Linked DNA regions of Homo sapiens: region 1 is linked to region 2. Evidence: chromatin loops called from intact Hi-C (ENCODE). Cell type or tissue: endothelial cell of umbilical vein. All regions are shown on one strand. Each heading gives the region's core, and the rest is flanking DNA. Links, peaks and the distances in the headings are about the cores only.

Region 1 (2,902 bases), core at 143-2,642, 130 kb after region 2:
GCTGCTTGGGAGGCTGAGGCAGGAGAATCTCTTGAACCCGGGAGACGGAGGTTGCAGTGAGCCAAGATTGTGCAACTGCACTCCAGCCTGGTGATAAAGTGAGACTCCATCCCAAAAAAAAAAAAAAAAAAAGAAAAGAAAAGAAAAAAAGAGTCCCCGTGTGTGCCTCTGATGCTCAGGGAGAAGTTGCTGGTCTTGAGGTCCCTGGGCAGGAGGAATTGGTCCTGGGTCCTGCCATGAAGCATTTGTCCTGGTCACTGGAGGATTGTGGTCTACATCCACCCCTTTCTGGAACCAGCACAGGTGGAGGGTTCCATAGTAAGTCCAGGAGTAGGGAAATTTCTGCAGCCTGAGGACACACAGGCCCTTCTGCACCATCACAGGTTCCTGGAACTGCAGCTGTTCCAGAACCTAAGCCAGGAGCCCTGGAGTGAGGAAAAGACTAAGCCTTGGGCTCTGGAGCCTCCTGAGTGGGGGCTGCTGTCCCCGCAGCCTATGCAGGGTCAGCAGCAGTGGCATCTCTGCCTCATACCCAGGGGCAGACCTCTCTGAAAGGGAAGGGAAAGCTACAGGTGTGGGACAGCAGAGGAAGCTTGTGGTGAGAACAAGAGGTGACCAGCCCAGTAAAGGGAACTTCAGACACACAATGAGTCCATTGTAATTAACTCTTTAAGAAAACTGAGTTCCATTTCTGCATGTTGCTCAGACAAGGCAAGAGGCTTGCCCTAAGTAAGGCAGCAACGAAGGACCGGAGTCCCCAAGTCCTGCCTCCTGGACTTGTGCACAAGTGACTGGAGAAACAGGTGCCACCTGGCCAGTTCCCCATGAATCACAGGCGTGGGACCCCCACAGAGGTCAGTCTCCTAGAGATCAGCACCAGAGGCATGAAAGGGTCCACGTGAGGTAAGAGCAGCAACACTTCATTCATTCCATGTGTGCATTCATTCTCAAACAAAAGTAAAAGAGACAGATTTGCATCATTCCTGACGCTCAACTAACTCAAGTAGTCCTGGAAGACAGAAACAATGATGGGCTTGAGCTTTCTCCAAGGACAATAGGGAGTCATGGAAGGTTCTCATGCAGAAAAGGGTCACCATAATATATACATGTCAGATAGATCCCTCCAAGGCCAGACTGCAGGCTAAGGGCCTAGAGAGAAAGCTGTTGCGATTGTTCGGTAAGGAAGAACCATGCCTTCAAGGAGAGAGTAATGTAGTGAATTCTTAGAATTGCATGCGACCTCAGTGTCCTTTTGAAATACCAGAAGCGGGGCTCAGTCATCCTTAACAACTTCCAGTTCTAAACCACACTCAAATGGCTCAAGCTGGTGGCCAGAGATAAGAACTTAGACAGGCACAGTGACTCATGCCCTTCAACCAACCCCAGCACTTTGGGAGGCTGAGCGGGTCGATCTCTTGAGTGGAGTTCAAGACAGCCTGGGTAATATAGAGGGACCTCATCTCTACAAAAAACAATAGGTAAATAAAAGAACCAGCGGCATCTCTCCTGTAAAAGCAGACTTGCCTTCCTGCTTTTTCTGCTGCTACCTTTAAGGGAACCACAGATATTTACCCATGAACTTAAAGTAACCACACCCGATTCCCTGAGAGGTACTGCCAGTTGCCGTGTGCTTTTCTTTCTCACTCTGCCTGACTCCTCATTCCTGACTCGGGTGACCCAGGGATGGACTGGGTCCCCCCACTAATTACTGCCCCCCCTCCACTCATTACACCCTCATTGCCTGGAGTTTATAAGTAAAAATCTTTAAACATATTTCCTAGCTTGATGGTGCATTGAACTTGCACCCTCCACCTGAAGAACTGTGGCTACTCTAGGCTGGGTTTCCCCCCAGGACACCTGGGAGGGTACAAGGGTGGACTTCCAGTGCCAGGGAAATGGTCAGGCAGGCATAAAGTGAACACGGGTCAGAAAAGAACCACAGGGGCATCTGTAGCTTAAACAAGTTGCCCATGTGAGGCACCCATGGTCATGGGTCAGACAACCAGGCATTAGATCATCCTCCACGTAAGAGAAAGATCCTGTGAAATGTACGCTGTAGACACCACGTCCAGCTCTCCTTCATTTCCCATTAGGGCAGGGTCATCAGCCACTCTGGCACTGAAGCCCCAGTTTAGCTGGGGACTCTCAAAACAAGTCACCTTGGTGATTGAAGAAAGAAGCAATTTGAGACATTTTCAGAAAGTGGACTTTGCAGGGTTGGTGGTGGTGCATGACAGAGCAGGAGCACCATCATCTCAGACTAACACTGCCACTTTAAGTTCCAGCTCCCTTTCTAGCCTCGTGCATTTCAAGGAAATCACTTATCTTCTGACAACAAGCAGCCGGAAAGAGCAGACAGTGAAACACAGATAAGACAGCTCAGGCATAAAGGGATGTCTGAGGGGGAAAAGTCTCCTGGGTAACCACCAAACTTCACACTCATACAATGGGCCCCAGTAAAACAGTGGGCCCTAATAAACACATTCCTTCCCCTTTAGGTACACTAAGATAGGGAAGCTAAAAGCAGACTCAGGGGGTATGCCTGCAGCTGCAGGAAGACGTATGGGATTAGACACAAAACTCTCCCTCCCAGGTAAGCAAGACAAAGAGACACAGAAACATTCTGAGCCTGTGATAAGCTGTACCGCCCTGAATCCTTAAAAACTCTTAGTCGGTAAAAGAGAGTGCCTCTGACCTAACTCAGCCAGAAGCCCTTCTCAGGTTTAGTCTCCAAAATAAACCTATCTTTAACTGTTCAGCTGTTTTTTGTGTTTCCTTCTTCTTTCTTTAATTCTTATAATGCGTGAGAGAGGGGAGCATCTGCAGTGGCTCCCAGAGCCCCGACTCAAGCAGCAGGGACTTGGGGGTGTCATGGCAGAGAGCTGGTGAGATGAACCGTCAG
Region 2 (2,902 bases), core at 166-2,665:
CCAACTAATACAGTGGAACAACTGTATCTCTTTAAAGACTGTCTGCATGTACAGCCACATTCTTAGGTACTGGAGGTTGGGACTTCAACACAGAAATTTGGTGGGGGGAGGGGGGACACAATTCAGACCCTAATATCCACCTCTCCCCATTTTTTTTTTTTTTTTTTTGAGAGAGAGTGTTGCTCTGTTGCCCAGGCTGGAGTGCAGTGGCATGATCTTGGCTCGCTGCAGCCGCTCCCTGTCTGATTCAAGCGATTCTCTTGGTGCAGGCTCACGAGTAGCTGGGACTACAGGCGCCTGCCACCACGCCTAGCTAATTTTCATATTTTTAATTTTATTTTTATCTTTTTTTTTTTTTGAGACTGGGTTGTGCTCTGTCACCCAGGCTAGAGTGCACTGGCATGATCTCAGCTCACTGCAACCTCTGCCTCTCGGGTTCAAACGATTCTGCGTCAGCCTCCCGAGTAGCTGGGATTACAGGCGCCTGCCACCATGCCCAGCTTATTTTTGTATTTTCAGTAGAGACAGGGTTTCACCGTGTTGGCCAGGCTGGTTTCGAACTCGTGATCTCAGGTGACCCTCTCACCTCGGCCTCTCAAAGTGCTGGGATTACAGGCGTGAGCCACCAAGCCCAGCTTCACCTTCCCTTTGATCCCTGCTTCCCTGTGACCTAATCTGGGCCTTCTCTGAGGACACCAGCCTCCTTCCCGCAGGGGAGCTCTTGTGGTGGGACACATCACACCTTCCTCTCCACAGAGCTCAGAAAAGGGCCTCTCCCAGGGAGGAGTGAGGGGAGGAAAGGTGCCTGGGTCCTGGTGGAGGTGGGTCCCTAAGGAGCTGATGATCTCTAGGGCCCCCAGCCTGGGCCCAGCCCCACCTCTGCCTTTGAACATTTCACACCCATGGGATCAGCCGACAGGAGCCAGGAGAGCGGCACCGTCTTCCTCCTCCCGCGGGTTTCTCCACATCGCTGCCCCCTCCCATTCCCCCCTCTTCACTTTTCTGAGTTCCTGTGGTTTCTGTGGCCTCCTCACCACGTCCCCTTCTCCAGCGAGGCCAGAGCCCCCGACGCCCCGACTTGCTCCCAGCCCTTCCTACCCAAGCCGCCCTCCCAGCCTTGGTCAGACAGGACTGGAGAGGCTGCCTGGGGCCCCGGGACTGGTTTCTGGGCAGCCTCAAGTCTGTTTTCTGGCCTGAGAAGGTTCGGGTTTTCCCTGAGCTGCTTCCCTCCAAAACCAGCTCCCTCAATACCAGCCTCCCACCCCCGCACCCGCCTCTCCTTCATTCAGCAGGGGCTAGGCGCCTGCTCTTCCTCCATAATTCCACACGGAGGGGTTTAGGAAGCCCCACCCAGGCTCCAGACCCCGGAGCTGCACGAGGGCACAAGTGGGCGCTGGAAGGAAGGGCGGGGACGGTGGGAGGTGGGGGAGGGAGAGGCGGGGGTGTCTGACAGGGGTCGGGGCAGGATCTCGCCCCGGGGGGCGCAGGTGCGGCGTGAGGACCGCGTCCTGAGGAGGGAGGGGCGAGGGCCAGGGTCCTGGAGAGGATGGAGAGCCCACGAGTGGCTGCAGCTGAGACCCCGAGGGAGCCCAGGAGGTTTTGTCGGAAGAAGGGCGATCTGGACCTTCCCTGACCAGCGTCTTTGTGTCCTTTGAGCTCCGGACCTGGTCCTGGGTTCCTCCCACCTCGGGCTGTGCTGCAGTTCAGGACGCCGCCCCCAGGGGGCGCTCCACCTTCAGAGCAGGCGGCACCGCGGAGCCTCGGGCCCCAGAGCCCGCGCTGTCCATGGTCCTGCAGAAGGGAGGCTCCCAAGGGAACGAGTCCCAGGCTCTGGACACGTTTGCAGACAGTACTCTCTAAAAAGGCTACTTTTCGCCACACATTAGAACAAGATCTCCTCCGGGGGAATCACATTAAAGCAAAAACGAAGTCACCATCGTCACTCCACTTCTCTCATCCCAAACCCACCCTCCCCAAGATATAAAGCCCTTCAAAATATTCACACTCTTTTTTTTTTTTTGACAGAGACTCGCTCTGTCGCCAGGCTGGAGTGCAGTGGTGCGATCTCGGCTCACTGCAAGCTCCGCCTCCCGGGTTCACGCCATTCTCCTGCCTCAGCCTCCCGAGTAGCTGGGACTACAGGTGCCCGCCACCACACTCGGCTAATGTTTTGTATTTTTTTTTTCTTACTAGAGATGGGGTTTCACCGTGTTGGCCAGGATGGTCTCGATCTCCTGACCTCGTGATCCGCCCGCCTTGGCCTCTCGAAGTGCTGGGATTACAGGCGTGAGCCAACGCGCCCGGCAATATTCACACTCTTTACAGCGTTATTCCCAAATGACTTCCACCCAGGCACATTAAGCATGTGATGTCCACATAAGAAAATGCGCTCCTGGGGGCTTTTCAGGTCATTCATCTTTGCTTTGTCTGGATTGGGGTCGTGTATATTTCAGGGGCTCTTAGCTGGGCCTCCGTCCTTTCCTTTTCAAGTCAGAATAACACGTTGCAGGGCAAGAAGAGTGAAATATCACTAGAGGATAGACTTGGATTCACCCTAATTTCTAGTGAAGGAAAAATTTTGCAAGTGCAACACTTTATTGTCAGATATAATAGTGACTTACTGGTGTGTGAGTGTGATATGACACTCACTTCAAGCATTAGTTTTCCAAAATAAGATTCAACTCCTTATGTCAAACCCCTAAGTTGTCTGTGATCTGACACCTGTTACATATGTGCATTTCAGATATTTTCCCCCATCTGTTAACTTTTCTTTTACTCTCCTGTTATTTACAGAACAGCAGGACTCTTGCTCCCCAAAACATGAGTTACCCATGAAATGATCCCCTACTGTGGATGGAAAAGAAGAGCCAAGAAGATAAAAATAGCCCTGGAATAAAGAGAA

What was found. A loop is a pair of places that touch in the nucleus more often than their neighbours do. Peaks named below come from ENCODE experiments on the same cell type or tissue, not always from the same donor. Only the 100,000 strongest peaks of a DNase experiment are listed, where the experiment ranks them.
Region 1: a loop joins it to region 2, with 6 times the contacts of the local background. A loop is called at or near these places in 5 of 110 quality-filtered maps.

What each region holds. Positions count from the first base shown.
Region 1 is chr19:51,545,569-51,548,470 of GRCh38, forward strand. It overlaps the pseudogene SIGLEC28P. Among named protein-coding and RNA genes, the nearest start is that of SIGLEC6, 15 kb to the left of the region's middle. RefSeq lists an enhancer at 444-493. In endothelial cell of umbilical vein, for the core only: no CTCF peak of the experiment used is centred there; DNase peaks (open chromatin) are centred at 1,313 and 2,303; H3K27ac peaks cover 2,283 bases.
Region 2 is chr19:51,420,381-51,423,282 of GRCh38, forward strand. No RefSeq gene overlaps it. Among named protein-coding and RNA genes, the nearest start is that of SIGLEC10, 4.2 kb to the left of the region's middle. In endothelial cell of umbilical vein, for the core only: a CTCF peak has its summit at 1,714 (motif pointing right); a DNase peak (open chromatin) is centred at 1,711.